Linked DNA regions of Homo sapiens: region 1 is linked to region 2. A link is a loop called in an ENCODE intact Hi-C map of the cell type or tissue named here. Cell type or tissue: B cell. All regions are shown on one strand. Each heading gives the region's core, and the rest is flanking DNA. Links, peaks and the distances in the headings are about the cores only.

The links. Hi-C counts contacts between places; a loop is a spot of excess contacts. Peaks named below come from ENCODE experiments on the same cell type or tissue, not always from the same donor. Only the 100,000 strongest peaks of a DNase experiment are listed, where the experiment ranks them.
Region 1: a loop joins it to region 2, with 6 times the contacts of the local background. A loop is called at or near these places in 39 of 110 quality-filtered maps.

Annotation. Positions count from the first base shown.
Region 1 is chr11:64,984,517-64,995,574 of GRCh38, reverse strand. BATF2 (basic leucine zipper ATF-like transcription factor 2) reads left to right here. Exons shown (of 3, transcript NM_138456.4): 2 at 1,026-1,127; 3 at 5,763-7,630. The coding sequence ends at 6,446. Among named protein-coding and RNA genes, the nearest start is that of BATF2, 6.9 kb to the left of the region's middle. RefSeq lists an enhancer at 5,384-5,911. In B cell, for the core only: no CTCF peak of the experiment used is centred there; a DNase peak (open chromatin) is centred at 4,834; H3K4me3 peaks cover 1,146 bases; H3K27ac peaks cover 276 bases.
Region 2 is chr11:64,919,167-64,930,224 of GRCh38, reverse strand. It overlaps PPP2R5B (protein phosphatase 2 regulatory subunit B'beta), which reads right to left and starts at 5,536. Exons shown (of 14, transcript NM_006244.4): 1 at 5,197-5,536; 2 at 4,292-4,754; 3 at 3,317-3,513; 4 at 2,322-2,423; 5 at 2,067-2,159; 6 at 1,800-1,930. The coding sequence starts at 4,490. RefSeq lists enhancers at 1,630-2,829, 5,778-5,947, 6,088-6,157, 5,778-6,575 and silencers at 5,238-5,347, 5,448-5,667. In B cell, for the core only: no CTCF peak of the experiment used is centred there; DNase peaks (open chromatin) are centred at 5,564 and 6,024; H3K4me3 peaks cover 1,741 bases; H3K27ac peaks cover 1,391 bases.

The DNA of each region.
Region 1 (11,058 bases), core at 451-8,450, 66 kb before region 2:
CACAACCTTTGAGTCCACTCTTCCACCGGAATAAACCCTTCATTCATTCATCCTTCGCTACCACCCCACTACAATGTGAGCAATTTCAGGGCAGGGATTTGTGTGTATTTTGTTTGCTATCATGTCCCTCTAGCTTACTGCCTGGAACATAGTAGGTGCTTATACATGTTTGTTGAGTAAGTGAATATCTGCTTTGGGCTTGAGCTGGGCATGAGCACAGAGAACCACATCTGCCCTCATGGAGCTCACAGTTAGGAAAGTTCACACCTTGGTGTGGAAATCATGGCAATGAGAAGAATGGAAGCTGAGCTTTATGGCACGCCGGCTCTGGGCTGCCTGCCGCATGGGCTTTAACCCTCTGCTGTGGTGCTTCCATTGCAGGGATGGGGCGATTGGGTTCAAGAATATGGGGCTCGGCTGGGCACGGTGGCTCACACCTGTAATCCCAGCACTTTGGGAGGCCGAGGCTGGTGAATCACCTGAGGTCAGGAGTTCAAGACCAGTTTGAGATGAGCCTGGCCAACATGAGGAAACCCCATCTCTACTAAAAATACAAAAATTGGCCAGGAATGGTGGCAGGTGCCTGTAGTCCCAGCTACTTGGGAGGCCGAGGCAGGAGAATTGCTTGAACCCGGGAGTCAGAGTTTGCAGTGAGCCAAGATAGAGCCGCTGCACTACTCCAGCCTGGGCAACAGAGTGAGACTCTGTCTCAAAAAAAAAGGAAAAAAGAATGTGGGGTTTGAAGTTGGCTCTGTCTGAGTTTGAATCTCAGGCTTCCCATCTTCCCTGCTTGCCCTCCCACCCTCCACATGAGCGGTGAGCAGGACACAGGGGTGAGGCTGGCGTTCCAACAAGGTGTGCAGTGCCTGCTATAGGGGGTGTGGGTGCCAAGGGAGCTTCTGGGAGATAAAAGACCCTTGGGAACTTGACTCAAGGGGAAAGACTTGGCTTTACAAATGGCGGGCCAGGACGGAGGGCACAAGGCCTGGCTGGGCCCCCTGAGTCCTCTGCCTCATGCCCCACAGGACCCCAAGGAGCAACAAAGGCAGCTGAAGAAGCAGAAGAACCGGGCAGCCGCCCAGCGAAGCCGGCAGAAGCACACAGACAAGGCAGACGCCCTGCACCAGGTGTGGACAACCCCTAACCCCTTTCCTTGTCTCTGGCTCCACTTACTGGCCCAGCCACCTCTTCTCCATCCCACCTTTGAGCAGACCTCCCCCAAACTCCTGTATTTTTCTAGGTCACCTGAGTTTGGGATGAGAAAAGGATCCTGTGGCTGACATTTGGAAAGTTCTGGGTGTTGAGTACAAACCATGTGCCAGGTACACACCAGGCTCCAGGGACACAAAGGGTCATCCTCAGCCCAGCCGTGTCCTAAGGTGTCCGCAGTCTAGGGGAAGGAAGACAGGAAGTGGAGGCAAATAGGGAGACCCCAACACAATGGCCAGCTGAGACACTGGTTAAAATGCAGATTCCAGGCTGGGCACTGTGGCTCACACCTGTAATCCTAGCACTTTGGGAGGCTGAGGCTGGAGGATTGTTTGAGCCCAGGAGTTCAAGACCAGCCTGGGCAATATAGTGAGACTCTGTCTCTACAAAAATTAAAAAATAGTTAGCTGGGCGTGATGGTGCACACCTGTAGTCCCAGCTACTCAGGAAACTGAGGCAGGAGGATCGCTTGAGCCCAGAAGTTCAAGGCTGCAGTGAGCCATGATTGTACCACTGCATCCAACCTGGGCAACAGATTGAGACCCTGTCTATAGAAAAAAAAAAGTGGATTATTCTTCCTCTGCCAGGTCCCACCTCATGAGGCCAGGTGGGCCCAGGGACCTGCACGGTGATTTGTGATTAATCACCTGGGGGTCAGAATTCAGGAGGTGACCAAGACCATACTGTGAGAACTCTGGTTCAGGGTTAAAATGGGCAGGGTTTCCAGTCCCAGTTGCAAGTTGCTTCCTTTACTGAGCTTCATGCTCATCTGAAAATACCATAAACAGTGGCTTAAACAATAGACATTTATTTCTCACAGTTTTGGAGGCTGGGAAGTCCAAGATCAAGGTGCCAGCCAATTCAGTTCCAGATGAGGGTGCTCTTCCTGACTTGTAAGTGGCTGCCTTCTCGCTGTGTGCTCATGGCCTCTCAGTGCATGTGAGAGGACAGAGTGATCTCTTTCCCTTCCTCTCCTTTTTGGGATTTTTGTTGTTGTTGTCATTTTTGAGACAGAGTCTCACTCTGTTGCCCAGACTGGAGTGCAGTGGCGCCACTTGGCTCACTACAACCTCTACCTCCTGGGTTCAAGTGATCCTCCTGCCTCAGCCTCCTGAGTAGCTAGGATTACAGGCATGCGCCACTACGCCCACCTAATTTTTGTATTTTTAGCAGAGACGGGGTTTCACCATGTTGGCCAGGCTGGTCTCAAACTCCTGGCTTTAAGTGATCTGCCCGCCTCAGCCTCCCAAAGTGCTGGGATTACAGGCGTGAACCACTGCACCTGGCCCCCTCCTTTTGTTTTAATTTTTTATTCATTTATTATTTATTTATTCTTTCTTTTTTATTTCTTCATATTCTTTATTTTTTAATAGTGATGGGGGTCTTGCTATGTTGCCCAGGCTTGTCTTGAACTCCTGGGCTCAAGCAATCCTCCCACCTCCACGTCCCAAAGTGCTGGGATTACAGGCGTGAGCCACCATGCCTGGCCTCTTCCTTTTTTTTTTTTGAGAGGGTCTTACTCTGTTGTCCAGGCTAGAGTGCAGTCCACGATCCTGGCTCACTGCAACCTCAGCTTCCCAGGCTCAAGCGATCCTCTCCACCTCAGTCTCCCGAGTAGCTGAGACTACAGGCATGCACCATCACACTTGGCTAACTTTTGTATTTTTTGTAGAGACAGAGTTTCTCCATGTAGCCCAGGCTGGTCTTGAACTCCTGGACTCAATTGATCCACCTACCTCGGCCTCCCAAAGTGCTGGGATTACAGGCTTGAGCCACCGCTCCCAGCCTCCTTCCCTCTTCTTATAAGGCCACCAATCCTATCAGATTAGAACCCGATCCTCTATCCTAGGACCTCATTTAATCTAAATTACCTTCTAAGAGCCTTATCTCTAAATGCAATCACATCGGGGGTTATGGCTTCAACACATAAATTTTGGAGGGAACACAATAGAGTCCATAGCACATAGGTAGTGGCATTGAGTGGTCTAAAGAGGAGATGAGCCAGGCGCGGTGGCTCACGCCTATAATCCCAGCACTTTGGGAGGCTGAGGTGGGTGGATTACTTGTTGGCCAGGAGTTCGAGACCAGCCTGGCCAACGTGGTAAAACCCCATCTCTACTAAAAATACAAAAATTAGCCAAGCATTGTAGCTAATTAGGCAGCCCCAGTAGCTGGGATTACAGGGATGTGGTAGCTAATTAGCCAATCCCAGTAGCTGAGGCAGGAGAATTGCTTGAACCTGGGAGGTGGAGGTTGCAGTGAGCTGAGGTCGTGCCACTGCACTTCAGCCTGGGAGACAGAGAGAGACTCTGTCTCAAAAACAACAACAACAACAACAAAAAAAGGCGATGAAGCCTGAGCTTAAGGACAAATGGGCGTTTTCCCAGAGGATGAAGGTAAGAAAACGCATTGCGGACAAATGACACAGTGCTGGCACAGGCGTGGGGAGCAGCACCCTGTAGACCAGGTGAGAGTGAGGACTGGTACTCAGAATGGTGCCTAGGAGACCCACGCATCCGTTTATTCCTTCCTTCTGGAAATGCTTATTGAGCGTCTCCCGTGTGCCAGGCACATTTCTAAGCACTGGATATAGAGCTGTAGACACAGTAGACAAACGCCCACCCCAGCCCCACCCACAGGGCTCATATTCTCCTGGGGAAGCCAGACCCACAAACAAAAAGTCCCTAGAGTGGTCAGGATGTCAGATGGTGTTAAATCCTGTTGGGAAAACTAAAGCAGAGAAGAGGGAAGGGATGAAATTGAAATTGTTACTCCTTGAGCCTCCTGAAGGTGGCAAACGAATGAATAAATGAATGAGTGAGTGACTCCGTTCCTGGAGGTGAGTTGAAGCCTTTGGAGAATTTAGGTGAAGGGTGGCCTAATGATACATTTTAGAAATGTCCATCATTCCGGCCAGGCACATTGGCTCACGCCTGCAATCCCAGCACTTTGGGAGGCCAAGGCTGGCGGATCACGAGGTCAGGAGTTCGAGACCAGCCTGACCAACATGGTGAAACCCCATCTCTAGTAAAAATACAAAAATTAGCTGGGCATGGTTGTGCATACCTGTAGTCCCAGCTACTCGGGAGGCTGAGGCAGGAGAATCGTTTGAACCTGGGAGGCAGAGGTTGCAGTGAGCCGAGATTATGCCATTGCACTCCAGCCTGGGCGACAGAGCAAAACTCTGTCTCAAAAAAAAAAAAAAAAAAAAATTCATCATTCCACATGTAGAAACCAGCGTGGCAATGGGGCTGGTGGCTTTCAGGCTGAGTCCAGGGCCGGGCGCGGTGGCTCACGCCTGTAATCCCAGAACTTTGGGAGGCCGAGGCAGGCAGATCACGAGGTCAGGAGATCGAGACCATCCTGGCTAACATGGTGAAACCCCGTCTCTACTAAAAATACAAAATATTAGCCAGGCGTGGTGGCGGGCGCCTGTGGTCCCAGCTACTCAGGAGGCTGAGGCAGGAGAATGGTGTGAACCTGGGAGCTTGAGCTTGCAGTGAGCCGAGATCGAGCCACTGCACTCCAGCCTGGGCGACAGAGCCAGACTCCATCTCAAAAAAAAGAACTTTGAGTCCAGGGCCAAAACCACATTTTTATGCAAAACACCTTTGCAACTTCTTCTTTCAAAGTGTCCAGAAAAGGGGGTGGGGGACTGAAGGAAGTCGTTCAATTTATTCAGCCCTGTGAGATGTGGATATAAAATTCTTTCTGCATTTTTACCATTACTGTCATCATAAATGGTTATTTAGAACTGCACATTGATTGTGTCTCAGGGGTTCTCAGAACCGGCGTTCAGCAGAACAGAACTTAATAAATGCTGATTCAGGGATGCAGAATCGAACACACTCATGCTGTCAACCTGTAAAACAATCCCCTGAATCCTCCCACAGTGCTCGTAGGGGCGAGTTCTGGGCCCTCAAAAGGGCAGTGGCAATAAGCAATCTAGGACAGAATGACATCAAGGTTGCCACGGGAAGGCCCTGTTGGGATTTGCACAGAGAAGGGCGGCGGAAGGGTGTCCAGGCAGAGGAAACAGGAAATGTGGCCGGGAAGCAGAGTTCATGTGAGGGTCAGGAAGGGAGGGGAGCAAGAAAGAAGGCGAGAGAGAGGAGACCGGAGGTCTGAGCTGCAGCCACTACACAGGCCTGGAATTCTACCACAGGGAATTTGGTGGGTGCCTCTAAAGGGCTTTAACCTGCAATTAATGACATGGTTGCTGAATGGCTCCTGTGGGCAAGAGAATAGGTGGTTTGGGGGACACACGGGTTGGAGGCCCGTGCATATCCCAGGTGAGAAATGGCACCGGCTCAGGGCACTAGTGGTGGGATGACAGCAGGCGGATCTGAGCCCCCTTCAGAGGGTGGGACAGGGGAGACTTGGTAGGTGGTTATGAAGGGCTGGCCAGAGAGTGGCCAAGAGACCCCACTTGGCTATTCCAATGGTGGTGGCATCTTTCTCCTGAAGTTGAGGACCCTGGAAGGGGCTAAGGCTCATGCGGGGCCCCTGACACTGGCTGAGGTTCCCCTCCCCGCCCATCTGCTTCTCTGCAGCAGCACGAGTCTCTGGAAAAAGACAACCTCGCCCTGCGGAAGGAGATCCAGTCCCTGCAGGCCGAGCTGGCGTGGTGGAGCCGGACCCTGCACGTGCATGAGCGCCTGTGCCCCATGGATTGTGCCTCCTGCTCAGCTCCAGGGCTCCTGGGCTGCTGGGACCAGGCTGAGGGGCTCCTGGGCCCTGGCCCACAGGGACAACATGGCTGCCGGGAGCAGCTGGAGCTGTTCCAGACCCCGGGTTCCTGTTACCCAGCTCAGCCGCTCTCTCCAGGTCCACAGCCTCATGATTCTCCCAGCCTCCTCCAGTGCCCCCTGCCCTCACTGTCCCTTGGCCCCGCTGTGGTTGCTGAACCTCCTGTCCAGCTGTCCCCCAGCCCTCTCCTGTTTGCCTCGCACACTGGTTCCAGCCTGCAGGGGTCTTCCTCTAAGCTCAGTGCCCTCCAGCCCAGCCTCACGGCCCAAACTGCCCCTCCACAGCCCCTCGAGCTGGAGCATCCCACCAGAGGGAAGCTGGGGTCCTCTCCCGACAACCCTTCCTCTGCCCTGGGGCTTGCACGTCTGCAGAGCAGGGAGCACAAACCTGCTCTCTCAGCAGCCACTTGGCAAGGGCTGGTTGTGGATCCCAGCCCTCACCCTCTCCTGGCCTTTCCTCTGCTCTCCTCTGCTCAAGTCCACTTCTAACCTGGTCTTCGGAGCTGGGTTGGCCCCTTCTTTGGGCTCAGGAAGCAGCCTTAGCACACGGGCCTCTCCTCCCTCACTACTGGGTGCTGCCCTGCGTGGCTGACCAGCTGGCCCAGGATTTCACAGTCGAAAAGGAAGCCACCACTGATGCCTCCCACTGTGACAGGCCCTGTCACCACCAATATCTTATTTCAACCTCACAGTTGACCTGAGAAATCGAGATTATCACTCCACTTTTTCAGACAAGGAAACTGAGGCTCAGGGAAGCCAAGTGACAAGTCCAAGGTCACGAAGACTTTCTTGGAGCCCGAAACACCACCCTCTGCTCCTCCTTCTCCTGTCCTGGCCCAGGCATCCTAGGGGCTGAAATCCTGGAAACCGTGGGCTGGTGTGAGAAGGTTTGCATGCTCAGAGCAGAGAAGGGCTCTCCCCACTGCTTCGTGATTCCAGGGCCAGAGCCATGCAGTCCCAGAAACCCCAACCTAGCTGGGGCAGGTCCAGAGTCCAAGCCCTGGTGGGTAGAGGCCAAGCAGAAGCCCTGAAGTGGACTCTTGCTTCCCCTAGTAGTGTTTTCAGTGCCAAGAAGCTGAAACTGTGAGCTGGAGTTGGGGAGAGGTCTGGAAGAGGACCATCTGGGATTTCTACAGCCTGGGTACCCATAGCCACACCAAGGCTTCTGGGAGATTCTGCAGGGTCAGCTTTCCAGGCTGTTCCCAAATAGCTCCCTGCCTCCCCACTGCCCCTAAAGCCACAGCAGAAGAGCCATTCATCTCATAAACAAAAAGGAAGAGGAAAGAATGAGGAAGGACCCTGTGCAAGGTTATTTGCAGGCAGGGATGGGCTTGTACCTGACAGCACCCACCCCTGTGTGGCCCCCAGGCCCTCATCACCCTCAGACCCCTCCTAAGCAGTTCCCTCATTGCTCTTTGGACTAGGCTGACAGCAGGAAGAGCAGGGCCCATGACCGGGTGGAAGTTCAGTTTTGGTGTCTGCTTCAAGAGGGGGTTTTACACTCTGATTCCAGGACAAGCACTCTGAGGCGGGTGGGGGAGAGAAACCCTGGCTCTTCACCCAGGTTTCACACACATGTAAATGAAACACTATGTTAGTATCTAACACACTCCTGGATACAGAACACAAGTCTTGGCACATATGTGATGGAAATAAAGTGTTTTGCAATCTTTTCTGCTTTGCCTAGTTACTTAAACCTCTCTTTGTAACCTACAGAGTCTTTGAAAAAAGAGAGAATAACAGAGATGGGCAACCCCTCATGAACCAGCTAATTAATCTCCCTCCAATACTACAGATGAGGAAACTGAGGCTCAGAGATGAGACGGACTTGCGCAGGTGTATTAGTCAGTGTTCTCTAGAGAAATAGAACCAATAGAGTGTGTGTGTGTGTGTGTGTGTGTGTGTGTGAAGACAGAGAGATTTTTTTTTTAATGTTGTTTTTTTTTTGAGATGGAGTTTCACTCTTGTCACCCAGGCTGGAGTGCAATGGTGCAATCTCGGCTCACTGCAACCTTCGCCTCCCGGGCTCAAGTGATTCTCCTGCCTCAGCCTCCCAAGTAGTGGGGATTACAGGTGCCCACCACCACACCCAGCTAATTTTTTCCTTTTTTTGAGACAGAATCTCGCTCTGTCGCCCAGGCTGGAGTGCAGTGGTGCAATCTCGGCTCACTGCAAGCTCCGCCTCCCGGGTTCACGCCATTCTCCTGACTCAGTCTCCTGGACTACAGGCGCCTGCCACCATGCCCGGCTAATTTTTTTTTTTTTTTTTTTTTTGTATTTTTAGTAGAGACAGGGTTTCACCATGTTAGCCAGGATGGTCTCGATCTCCTGACATTGTGATCTGCCTGCCTCGGCCTCCCAAAGTGCTGGGATTACAGGCATGAGCCACCACACCCAGCCTCACGCCCAGCTAATTTTTGTATTTTTAGTAGAGATGGGGTTCCACCATGTTGGCCAGGCTGGTCTCGAACTCTTGACCTCAAGTGATCTGCCCGCCTTGTCCTCCCAAAGTGCTGGGATTACAGGCGTGAACCACCACGCCCTGCCAAGGGAGACTTATTTTAAGAAATTGGCTCATGTGATGATGGAGGTTGGCAAGTCCAAATTCTTCAGGGTGAATTGTCAGGCTGGAGCCCCAGGAAAGTGCTGCTGTTGCAGTTCAAGTCCAAAGGCCACCAGCTGCAGAACTTACTCTAGCTTGGAAAAGGTTAGTCTTTTTGTTCTATTCAGGCCTTCAGTCGATTAGATGAGGCCCACCTACATTATGGAGGGCAACCTGCTTTATTCAAAGCCCACCAACTTCAATGTTGATCTCGTCCAAAAACACATTCACAGAAACATTCAGAATAATGTTTGACCACATATCTGGGCACTGTGGCCCAGCCAAGAGGACACATACAAGTAACCATTGTGCCAGGTTCACATAGCAAAGGGAAGTCACAGGGCTGTGGATGGCAGCAGAGCCATGGTCACCAGCGATTCAGGGAAAGCAAACAGGTGGGAGGGAAGCGAAGGTGCTGTTGGTTAGAGGTGGGCTGGAGTCTGGGACAGGATTCAACATACTCTGGGCACGAGGACTCAGTGGAGGATGAGGACAGCATGGTCGTGCTGTATCTGTATACCCTAAAGTATAGTAGGCTCTGTGCTATTTTACTTGGATTAACTCAATGATGCCTCTAGTAACTCTGTGACGTATGCTTCTCAACCCCACTGTTCAGAAGAGGAAACTGTCTTTGAGCTAGAGCTGTAAGAAAGAGAGAGAAAGGGAAACTGAGGTCCAGAGGTAGTAAGTAATAAGTCCAAGGTCACATAGCTAGGAAACTATATAGACTTGGTTCAACAATCAGGAGCCCTTAGCTGCAGGCAACCCAGCCTTCAACCTTCCTGGATTCTCATTGCAGGCCCAGACTTCAGGGGCAGCACATGCTAATAGATATGACCCAAGAAGGTAAAACTCTACCCCACCCTCAAACAAATAGATGGGAGTGATTCAATTAATGCTGGTACACTCATGTGATGGACTACTGAAAAGCTGAATAAAGAATGCTTGGCCAGGCGCGGTGGCTCACGCCTATAATCCCAGCACTTTGGAAGGCCAAGGCAGGCGATCATGAGGTCAGGAGTTCAAGACCAGCCTGGCCAACATGGTGAAACCCTGTCTCTAATAAAAATACAAAAATTAGCTGGGCATTGTGGCGGGTGCCTATAATCCCAGGTACTCGGGAGGCTGAGGCAGGAGAATTGCTTGAACCCGGGAGGCAGAGGTTGCAGTGAGCCGAGATCACACCACTGCACTCCAGCCTGGGCGATGGAGCAACACTCCGTCTTGGGCGGAAAAACAAGTTACTTGGGTGGCTGAGGTGGGAGGATTGCTTGAGCCAGGGAGGTCGAGGCTGCAGTGAGACATGATCGAGCCACTGCACTCCAGTCTGGATGACAGAGTGAGATCCTGCCTCAAAAAAAAAAAAAAAATAGAGAATTCAAGGGAAGGGTCTCTCAGGAGGTGTCATTCAGGATGAGACCTGACAAGATGAGAATGACAAGAGAGAGTCAGCCATGCAAAGATCTAGGGAAAGAACATGCCACTCAGAGGCAATACCATGTGTAAAAACTCCGGGTCTGGAAAAAGCGCTAAACGTAGGCTGGGCACGGTGGCTCACACCTATAATCCCAGCACTTTGGGAGGCCGAGGCGGGCGGATCACAAGGTCAGGAGATTGAGACCATCCTGGCTAACACGGTGAAACCCTGTCTCTACTAAAAATACAAAAAATTAGCCGGGCGTGGTGGCAGGCGCCTGTAGTCCCAGCTACTCAGGAGGCTGAGGCAGGAGAATGGTGTGAACCCGGGAGGTGGAGCTTGCAGTGAGCCGAGATGGCGCCACTGCACTCCAGCCTGGGCAACAGAGCGAGACTCCGCCTCAAAAAAAAAAAGAAAAAGCACTAAACATGTTAGAGGAACAGAAAGGAGTAGGCCAGCTGGGCGCAGTGGTGCACACCTCTAATCCCGGCACTTTGGGAGGCCGAGGTGGCTTGAGCCCATGAGTTTGAGACCAGCCTGGGCAACAAAGCAAGACCTTGTCTCTACTAAAAATTCAAAGAATTAGCTGGGCGTGGTGGCATGCACCTGTAGTCCCAGCTATTCGAGAGGCTGAGATGGGAGAATTGCTTGAGCCCAGGAAGTCAAGGCTACAGTGAGCCATGATCATGCCCCTGCACACTGGGTGACAGAGCAAGACTTGTCTCAAAAAAAAAAAGAAGAAGAAGAAGAGAAAAGAAAGGAGGAGGAGAATCAGGGAAGAGAAAAGGAAAGATGAAGTCTGAGAAGAGGCCAGAAAAATTGTGTAAGCCATGAGAAGGATGTGAGATTCTTCCTGTGTGAGTGGGAGAATTTTTTTTTTTTTTTGAGATGGAGTCTCGCTCTGTTGCCCAGGCTGGAGTACAGTGGTGCGATCTCAGCTCACTGCAAGCTCTGCCTCCCGGGTTCACGCCATTCTCCTGCCTCAGCCTCCCAAGTAGCTGGGACTACAGGCGCCTGCCACCACACACAGCTAATTTTTTGTATTTTTAGTAGAGACAGGGTTTCACCGTGTTAGCCAGGAT
Region 2 (11,058 bases), core at 1,446-9,445:
CATCCAACTCTCCCCCAACCCAGAGGCTGCGCTCCCTTCCCAACATCCCAAACCAGGCCCCATTGAGATCCCCGCCCCCCCACACTGAAATGCCCTTCTCAGCCCAGCCACCTCTGCCACTGAGTCCCAAGCTCAAGGCTCTCTTGCCAGTCAACCAAGAGAATGACAAACACTTAGCACATCTACTCCGTACCATGTAAGTCTCAGAATTATCCAGGGAGATGGGGCTTAAGAAATCCATCACATGGATGAAGAAATCAAGACTCAGCGGTTAAATAAAACAACCCCAATGTTAATAGGCAGGGAATCTAATGAACTCCAAGGTGCAGGAGGACAGGGATCATGGCTCACCCATTTTGTAGCTAATAACAACTAATGTTTCAGAGTCCCGGCCTCAGTCCAGGAGCTATGCTGAGTGCTTTGCAGGCAAGGCCCCATGTCACCTCGATAATGGTCCCTGAGTTAGTACAAGCAGCATCCCCATTTTTATCTTATCTTTGAGATGGAATCTCGCTCTGTCGCCCAGGCAGGAGTGCAGTGGCGCAATCTTGGCTCACTGCAACCTCCACCTCCCAGGCTCAAGCGATTCTCCTGCCTCAGCCTCCTGAGTAGCTGGGATTGCAGGTGTTTACCACCACACTCAGCTAATTTTTGTATTTTTAGTAGAGACGGAGTTTCACCACGTTGGCCAGGCTGATCTTGAACTCCTGATCTCAAGTGATCTGCCCACCTCCAACTCCCAAAGTGCTGGGATTACAGGCATGAGCCACTGCACCCAGCCAGCATTCCCATTTTAAAGACGAGCAAACTAGGAGAGAGCTTAAGTAATTTGCCAAAGTTCACCCAAACGTTGGAACCAAACTCAAATGTAGGCCATACAGCTTCAGAGCCATGGTCTCAACTACAAGGCCACGTGAGCCTTGATGCCCAGTGGGTGCTGGTGCTCAGTGCATGTTTGCAGAAAGAATCTCTCTCTGGGTCCTTATGGCCTGGCATGATAAGGGTCAAATGATTTAGCTCCTAGGCCCCTGGACTGACCCAGTCCCTGCAAACCATTTCATCTCTCTTGGCCTCTACTTTCTCATCTGTAAAATGGAAATAAATACCCATTCTCTGTCAACTTCACAGGCTTTGTATAATCAATATGTAATACGTTACTGAGAAAGGGCTTGGAAAACAGAAGTTCTACAAGGGCCCCTGCAGCCCAGGAGCCTTTGCTGCAGTCTTCTTTTTTTTTGTTTTCTTTTCTTTTTTTTTTTGAGACACAGTCTCCCCGTTGCCCAGGCTGGAGTGCAGTGGCATGATCTCGGCTCACTGTAAACTCCACCTCCTGGGTTCATCCGTCTCGCTCTGTCGCCCAGGCCGGACTGCGGACTGCAGTGGCGCAGTCTCGGCTCACTGCAAGCTCCGCTTCCCGGGTTCACGCCATTCTCCTGCCTCAGCCTCCCGAGTAGCTGGGACTACAGGCGCCCGCCACCGCGCCCGGCTAATTTTTTGTATTTTTAGTAGAGACGGGGTTTCACCTGGGTTCAAGTAATTCTTGTCTCAGCGTCCCAAGTAGCTGGAATTACAGGTGCCCACCACCATGCCTGGCTAATGTTTGTATTTTTATTAGAGACGGGGTTTCACCATGTTGGCCAGGTTGGTCTCAAACTCCTCACCTTAGGTGATCCACCCACCTCGGCCTCCCAAAGTGCTGGGATTACAGGTGTGAGCCACCGCACATGGCCTTTGCCGCAGTCTTCTAACAGCCCTCTCACCCTCCCCAGGTCTCTGCTGGGCAGGCAGCAGCCACTCACCGGAGGAAGATGTGGTTGCACTGTTTGCGGATGTAGGCCCGGAGACCCAGGAACTTGCCATAGACCCGGTGCAGGATGGTCTTGAGGTACTCACGCTCCCGGGGATCCTCACTATCAAATAGCTCCAGGAGCTGTGGGAACCAGAGTCAGGGTCAGGGTCAGGGTCAGGGGAAAGGTCCACCCCAGGTTGCTTCCATCCTATCCCTGGCCCCTCAGAGAGCCTGCCCCTGCCTTGTGGTACCACCCAGCCTGGGCTCCCCACTTCACCATCAGGACAAACTTTTGATCCACATATCTCTTGGCCACGGAGGGCTGGAAGTCTGGGCTCTCCAAGAAACGCAGGAAAAACTCATATACCAGCTGGGGGAGGGGGACAGACAAAAAGGTGAGTTCAGTAACAGCCTCACCCACTCATTCCACCCTATGGCCCTCATCCAACTGTCTAGGGGCTAAGGAGGCCCTCTCCCCATGCCTTGGATCTCTTCTGAAACTTGGATCTCTGTCTTCCCCAACCCTTCAGACCTGCAGGTGTGGCCACGAAGGCTCAAGATTGGGCTCATCCTCTTCAGGGTCAAATTCAGGGTTCTCACTGGGCGGCAGAGTCCGGAAGATATTCACTGAGATCTGAGTGGCAGAGTTGGGGTTCATTAAGGAAAAGCCCTTGAAGACAGAAGCCAGGGAGTCTCTCATTCAAAGCTTTTTTTTTTTTTTTCTTTCCCAAGACAGGGTCTCGCTCTGTTGCCCAAGCTGGAGCGCAGTGGTACAATCTCGACTCACTGCAACCTCAACCTCCCAGGCAGGCTCAAGCGATCCTCCCACCTCAGCCTTCTGAGTAGCTGGACTACAGTAGCACACCACTATGCCCGGCAAATTTTTAAATTTTTGTAGTGATGCGGTCTCACTGTCAGGCTGGTCTTGAACCCCTTGCCTCAAGTGATCCTCTCGCCTTGGCCCAAAGTGCTGGGATTACAGATGAGAGCTGCTGCTCCCGGCCCTCATTCAAAGTTCTAATGGGTTGATTTCAGCATCTGCCCCAGCAAGCAGTTCATTCCTTGGGCAATCATCACCTGAACGCCTAGTTCGTGCAAGCCCTGGGCCAGGGGCTGGGAACCCAGGGGTGAATGGGACACATCCCTGCCTTCTAGGCAGGTGCAATCCAGTGGGGAGAACAAGGCTAGAAGCTGTGAGGTCTACGGGCAGGAAAAGGGAGATTTCCAGCTTGGTTATTGACAGCGGCTTCTTGGCAGAGGCGGCACCTGAGCCAGGCCATGGATGGTATGGGGTGTGGGGCAGGGCACTCCAGGTCTCAGGCAAGCATAAGCAAAGGTGTGGACGTGGGGCAGGCCCGGAGGCATTCAGTGGGTGTTGGGCAGCAGCAGGTCGGGGGGAAGGAAGACGTGGACTGAGGCCAAGCCGATGAGTACAGGGTTATTCTCCACGCAGGGGTCCTGCGGACAGGAAACGGGGCTCACACGCCCTCTCGGCCGGCCCTCGGAGCCTGGGTGGCAGGTGCTCACCATGCGGATGATGTCTGGGTAGACGGGCTCGATGAGGACACCCCGGGTGCTCCCCACACACTCCACCAGCTCGTTGAGGGCTGCCCGCTTCACCTCCTTCCCCTTGAGGTCGGCCACACAGTCCAAGAAGTCAAACATCACCCCACACTGGGCCAGCTTCCGGCTCAGCAGCTCGTGCAGCTCGGAAGCCGGCACATCTGGGGAGGAGAGGGCATCCTGGGCCTGGGCCCCAGCTCCCCCAGCTGCCCCAGCTGTGGGTGGGGCAGACCCTCCTAATCTCCACGGCTGCCTCTGCTGCCCCCAGGCCCCATGCTCTTGTGCCATCTCCTGCTCCTTGCAGACAGCAAACAACTACTGTCCCTTCCTCCATTCCTGGGGGTTGAGGGTTGCTTTTCTTCCTCCTAATCCAGGCTCAGAGAGTATGATGGCCTGAGTTTTAAAGCAAGATCACAAATCCTGGATGCAGCAGCTTTCCACAGGTGCCCCAAACAGCTGCTGCCTCCCTCTCAGGTGGCACCCTGTTCTAAGGGCCAGAAATGGGGAGGGGTTCAGGGCCAAGGATCTCTACGGTGTCCTCAGGCTTGGCCAGTCTGGCCCTATGGCCCAAGGCTGGGGAAGGGACCTATGTGGTGATCCCAGGGAACCCTGCCAAGCGCCTGCTCCAGGGATCTGGCAGCTGGCTGGGCTGATAGTGGCCCCCTGGAACCCAGGCTATGGGCCCCACCCTTGGCCTTGGTCTGCCCCTAGGGTGGCACCACCTTCGGATGTCCCACCTCTAAGGATGACAGGCCAGTCAGGCCATGTGTCAGCAGAGAGGGCTGGAGGGCTGGGGTCAGTTCTGATGGCGGAGAACCTAGCCTGGAGGGGTATCCAAACTCTCTCTCTTGGCAGCTGCCCGCTGCCTCCCACCCCTCCCCATGGCCCTGCTGGTCCCCTCGGGGGTTCGGTTCCCCCAGTGGCCAGCAGCCAGCTCACCTTTGAGCAGGGGCAGCGGTGTGAGCTCTTGCTGGTTGCTCTGATAGCGGAACTGAGAGGAGCTGTGGGAGCGGCGGGGCCGGGCTCTGCGGAGGGAACGGCGGGAGAAGCCGTCCACCTTGTCGGGTGGGGGCACAGGCGACAGCCCGGGGGAGGAGGGGCTAGTGGGGGTGCTTGCAGGGGGCAGCTTCGTCTCCATGGCGGTCAGGCGGCAGGGCAAGCTTTCAGAGCCCCGGGGGTTCTCTCTGGGCCTGGGAGGTGCTGGGTGAGACTGGACAGACTAACTTGGTCCCATCCTGTCCGGCCTTTGGGGGGGGGGCACAACCACAGTCCTGGGCCCCCCCCCAGGGCCTCCTGCAACTGCCCAGTCCTGGGGGGCAGACAGGGTAGAAAGGAGGATGGCTCAGGCCTCAGATCCTTCCTGGGGGTCCCGAAGAGTCCAGTTAGGGTTCCCACCCTGGCTCTTTTGAAAACGAAGTCAGGCAGAAAGATCAGCAAGAAAGAGACAGAGAAAGCCCATCAGTTCCTCAGGAGAGCCGGGAGGCTGCGTGGAGTGCCCAGGTCTTTTCCCTCCTATCCTTGCCCAGACCCTAAAATAGGGGTGCAGCCCCCTCCCATCCTGGACATGTCCCTCCCTTCTCTCAGACAGAAAGCCTCCAAAACAACCCCTCCCAGAATAGGGCCTATCCCCCAAGCCAGCCCCGACTCAGAATGGAGCCCCGATCGTCATCCCTGCCCCTTTCAGAATGGAACGCATCGCTGCTCCACTAATCCCGGCCACTTGGGACAACCCCAAGACTGGAGGTGCTGTCCCGATGCCACCCCGCTCCTAGAACCTGGCACCCTCCCCCACCTCAGCTCCTCCTTCCTGGCCCCCCAAACCTCATGGGGTGGGGGACACTCACTTCTCGAAAACCTAGACTTCGGTCGCCAACCCCCGGGGGCTGCCCGTAGGGAGGGCGACGGCCGTTCAGGGCCCCTTCGCAGCGGTTCCGCTCGGGGCGCTGGGGCTGGGCGGCGGCGCTCCTGGGTTCTCTCCCGGGCTCCGGGGGGGCGGCTAGAGCATGCCCCCAACTCAGCCCCGGGCCGGGACTGGGCGCTCGGCGGGCTCTGCACCGGCCGTCGCAGCGCGCGGATCTCCGCTGAAGTCCTGGGACTCCGACCCAACGCGGTGCAGCGCAACGGGAGCCCCGGCTCGGCTCCGTGCGCACCGGCACCCGCCGCCCAGCTGCTCAGGATGACATCAAGTCACCTCCCCCCACCCGGCCCGCACCTCCCCGCGGGCTGAAAGGGGGGGCTGCGTCAGGAAGGCCCGGGGCCGCTGGGAGATGTAGTCCCCGCGCCGTTTAAAGTGAGCTGCCAGACCAAAGGGGACACCCCTGAGGGCAGACTCGGGGGTGAAGGCCGAAGCTTTTGAAGCCAGAGAGCAGAGTGGGATGGGCTCTAGCCGGGGGCGGGAAGCCTGGATTCTAGAAGGGAGGCTGCATAGGGAAAGAGGAGGGCTTAGGAGTTTGCACCAGGAAAGTAGGGTGATGCCAGGACACTGACAGGAAGGAGTCGCAGCAAGCTACGCTAGGCCCACAGATTTGGCCTGGGCCTTCTATGCCCTAGGCCATCCCCCCAGGAACCTCACCCTTACCCCAGAACCACCAGACACTTCAGAAACCCCTTGGAAACCAGCACTGGACTAGTTAAAAGTCTGCGATGAGTCAGTGCTTGCTGGGAGGGGTGTGGTGCACCCAAGCCTGCTGGGAGATGCAGTCCATCCTCAGGCCTGCAGTCCCCCTCCCGTCCCTTGCTGTCTATGGTGACATCATGGTCTCCAGTTTAAAGGGCCAGTCTTGGAGTGGCAAAGCCCGAGAGGAGGAGGTTTTCTCCTTGAGCTGCCACCTCATCCCAGGCAGCCTGGCCTTCCCGGATGGACCTTTCAGCCCCCCTGGACCCTAAGATGTGCTGGGTGGGTCAGTGTCTCTTGCTCAAAATCCTGCTGCTGGCATGCAAGGCACAGGTGGGAGTCCAGGAGTTTGGCATGCTAACCAAAAGTTCCCAGCCTGCAGTCCTGGGCCCCCGTCCTAGGATCCTGGACCCCAACACTCTTTATAGCCCTGAACTCCATCCCGCTACACTGCTGTGAAATCTCCACCCTGAAATGTTGCCTGGATGAGCAGCTGGTCCATGGTGAGCAGTAGGAAAGGGTGATGAGACCAGATAATGAGGTCGGGGAGGGGACTAGGGGCCTTTTCAGAGTCTGCCCCATCTTGCTTTGGGTCTTGGTGACCACTCAGTGCTCCAGCGGAACCACCCAGCCATCCTCCCGGTTGCAGAGGAAGCCTGGGTGCGCAAGAGGTGTCCGCCTACCAAAGCAACAGAAGGCAGAGGCCTGCACCGAGGGCCGCAGTTCACCAGGCTGGGGTCCAGGACTCCGGCACTGGAGACCCAGCAAGTGCTCTGCTTGCTCAGGAACCTCCGGCAGGCCTTGCCCATCCGGCCCTTGGTGTCCCTGTCTGTCCAATGGGAATCCATGATCTCCCTCCTTGCCCACCTCCCAGGCTCTTCTGCATCCCTGAACAAGCTGAGGGAGGGCAGGCCCACAGAGCCTCTGCAGCCAGGCAAGGACCCCAAGGCCTAGAGAGGAGAAGCGCCTTGCCCAGTGTCACACAGCGTGTCATCAAAAGTTGGGGCCAGGGGCCAGGCTTCCACCTCCCAGCTGGCTACAGCCCATCTCCACAAGCCCCCTGGGTACCAGTGCCCTGGTCTCAAGGCTAGACTGACCACAGAGGACTGGTGTTTTATATAAAGGAAGTGCTAAGGCCAGGTGTGATGGCTCATACCTGTAATCTCAATACTTTGGGAGGCTGAGGTGGGAAGATCACATAAGCCCAGGAGTTAGAGGCTGCAGTAAGCTGTGATTGTGCTGTCGCATTCCAGCCTGGGTGACAGAGACCCTGTCTCAAAAACAAAACAAAAAACAGAGATGTTCCATTTGAGAAATGGGGCACTGAAGAGTAGAGGAGAGGGATAAGACTCTTGGAAGAAAAAAAAAACTTTTTTTTTTTTTTGAGATGGAGTCTCGCTCTGTTGCCCAGGCTGGAGTGCAGTGGCACAAACTCGGCTCACTGCAAGCTCCGCCTCCTGGGTTCACACCATTCTCCTGCCTCAGCCTCCCGAATAGCTGGGACTTCAGGCGCCCACCACCAAGCCCAGCTAGTTTTTTTGTATTTTTAGTAGAGACGGGGTTTCACCGTGTTAGCCAGGATGGTCTCGATCTCCTGACCTCGTGATCCGCCCACCTCGGCCTCCCAAAGTGCTGGGATTACAGGCGTGAGCCACTGTGCCCGGCTGAAAAAAAAGACTTCTGAAGTGGTGGCATTTGAACTGGGTCTCAAAATAGGCACAGTGTCACTTGGAGGATGCAAGATTGAACATTTTTTGTTTGTTTGTTTTTTGAGACAGAGTCTCACTCTGTCACCCAGGCTTGAGTGCAGTGGCACCATCTCAGCTCACTGCTGCAACCTCCACCTCCCAGGCCCAAGCAATCCTCCTGCCTCAGCCTCCCAAGTAGCTGGAACCACAGATGCACGCCATCATGCCAGGCTAATTTTTGTTTTTTTTGGTAGAGACAGGGTTTCGCCATGTTGCGCAGGCTGGTCTCAAACTCCTGAGCTCAAGCGATCCATTCGCCTCAGCCTCCTAAATGCTGGGATTACAGGAGTGAGCCATTGCACCCGGCTTTATTTTATTTTTTTATTTTTTTTTTGCAGTGGCGCGATCCTGGCTCACTGCAACCTCTGCCTCCTGGGCTCAAGCAATCCTCCCACCTCAGCCTCAGTCCCGAGTAACTGGGACCTCAGGCGCATGCCACCACTCCTGGCTAATTTTTTGTATTCTTTGTAGAGACAGGGTTTTGCTATGTTGCCCAGACTGGTCTCTAACTCAAGTGATCCTCTCGCCTTGGCCTCCCAAAGTGCTGGGACTACAGGTGTGAGCCACCATGTGTGGCTTTTACCACAATTTAAACGAAATGCATCACGTTGTGTTATATGCAACGAAAGATGTATGTTCAAAACAAAAAAAAGTCACCAATTTCAGTTGTACAATCCAACAGTATTGTATTTATAGATGAAGTTCCATGTATTTATAGATGAAGTTTGCTTTTTCAGGTGTGTTCCAGATCCCCCTGTTCTCCTGGCTGCCCCTGAGCTACCTGGAGGAGCTCCTCTGGCCTGGACACCCAGTTCCCTGCCAGCTGCCTGGGATCTCCTCCCTCCAGCTCCACCCATCCTTGAGGGATGGCCTCTCTTCCTCCATGAAAGCCCTTCCCTCTGATAAAACCCAAGCTCTCCACCCAGGACAGAGTCAAAAGCCGCAGCCCCCGGGCCACCTCTGTGATCCCTTTCTCACCCCAGAGGGTGGGCCATCCCTGGGGGGAGGGAGATACTCCTTCAGGGCCCCTGAGGTCTGAAGCACACAGTTTGCCTGATGAGTTTTCACCTAATCTAAGGTGGGAAGGATGCCCCCCGGCCTGGGCAAAGCCTGGCCCTCCCCATTTTCTCTCTATGGGGAGGAATCCTGACCCCAAACTTCCCCTGACCTCTTGACTGGAATCCAGTTGTCCAGTAGAAGAAGCCCCTAAATGCAGTGCCCAGGGCCAGTGTATTTGTTAGAACTGCTGGACCTAGGCCAGGTGCAGGGGCTCATGCCTGTAATCTCAGCACTTTGGGAGGCAGAGGCAGGTGGATTGCTTGAGCCCAAGAGTTCAAGACCAGCCTGGGCCACATAGTGAAACTCCATCTCTACAAAAAATAGAAAAATTAGCTGGGCATGGTGGCACGAGCCTATAGTCCCAGCTACTCGGGGAGGCTGAGGTGGGAGGATTGCTTGAGCCCGGGAGGCAGAGGTTGCAGTGAACTGTGATCATGCCCCTGTACTCCAGCCTGAGCAAGAATGAGGTACTGGCTCAAAAAAAAAATTACATATATATATATATATAGAACTGCTGGACCGAAGGCTGGGCGCAGTGGCTCACACCTGTAATCCCAGCACTTTGGGAGGCCGAGGCGGGCAGATCATGAGGTCAAAACTTCGAGACCAACCTGACCAACACGGTGAAACCCCATCTCTACTAAAAACAGAAAAATTAGCCAGGCGTGGTGGTGCACGCCTGTAATTCCAGCTACTCAGGAAGCTGAGGCAGGAGAATCACTTGAACCCAGGAGGCAGAAGTTGCAGCAAGCTGAGATCGCGCCACTGCACTCCAGGCTGGGAGACAGAGCGAGACTCCGTCTCAAAAAAAAAAAAAATAACTGCTGGACCTAAAGTGGGGCTTGGGACTTCGTTGCAGAATGTCCCATGGGGTTCCCAACACCCCATTTCCTCCCAAGAGAATATCGTCCCCTTTACTGTGCGAGGATTTTTTGCTCACTCCTTTAGCTCCTACTCCGAGGCTAGGTTGGAGAATGACTGTCTCTGGAGTTGGTTTTCTACAGAGCTTGTCTGGGGAAGTATCTTTGTGTCCTCTCAGTCCTGTCTAATCTTCTGCTGTGGTACACACATGGCACTGGGAACTGGGGCTCAGGAATGGACCTGCAGGCACCAACCCCTAAGAGACGGATGTGCCCACCAGTTCAGTTACAACAGACAGATGTGAGTGCAGCCTGACCCTGGGGTCTCCCTCACTGGAGGAGAGCAAACTCCCAGAGTGGCTCCAGGGGCCTAGAAAGGATAACTTTTCTTGGACCAAGAGAATATCCCCTTCTATCCCCACCACCTTTGGAAGGAGGAGAAGTGGTGTTTTTTCTTTTTTCTTTCCTTTTTTTGTTTTTGAGGTGGAGTCTTCTCTGTCACCCAGGCTGGAGTGCAGTGGTGCAATCTCAGCTCACGGCAACCTCTGCCCCCCGGGATCAAGTGACTCTGGCCACCTCAGCCTCCCAAAAATGCTGGGATTACACGTGTAAGCCACTGTTCCAAGCCTCTTTTTTCTTTTTATGATTTCTGAATCTTAATGCTTTTTCATTCATTCGCTCCACAGCATTTAGGCACGTAGCCTTGGTCTCCTCTCCCTTAAGAATGGGGATATTAATAGAACCTCCCTCATGAGCATATGGTGAACAGCAGAGCAGATGAGATCGTGCACGTAAAGTAACAAGCCCAAGGCCTAGGACATCACACAGGCTTAATTCATGGTGGCAATTATATTTACTATTAATTTTTTTTTTAGACAAGATCTCCGTCTGTCACCGAGGCCGGAGTGCAGTGGTGCATTCATAGCTTCACTGCAACTTCAAACTCCTGGGCTCAAATGACCAAAGGCACACACCACCACGCCCGGCTAATTTTTTGAAACATTTTTTTTTTTTTGTAGACACAGGGATTCAGCTATGTTGCCCAGGCTGGTCTCAAACTCCTGGGCTCAAGCGATCCTTCTGCCTCAGCCTCCCAAAGTGCTGGGATTACAGGAGTGAGCAACCCAACCCGGTATATTATTATTAATGTAATAATCAGTTGGTGAGCACAGTACTGCCCCCAGCCTGCCATGGAAGAAGGCAGAGCTCTAGATTCCTTCCACAAGCAGTTTCTTCTTTTTTTTTTTTTGAGACAGAATCTCGCTCTGTCAGCCAGGCTGGAGTGCAGTGGCACAAACTTGGCTCACCACAAGCTCCGCCTCCCAGGTTCACACCATTCTCCTGCCTCAGCCTCCCGAGTAGCTGGGACTACAGGCGCCCGCCATCACACTCTGCTAATTTTTTAAATATTTTTTAGTAGAGATG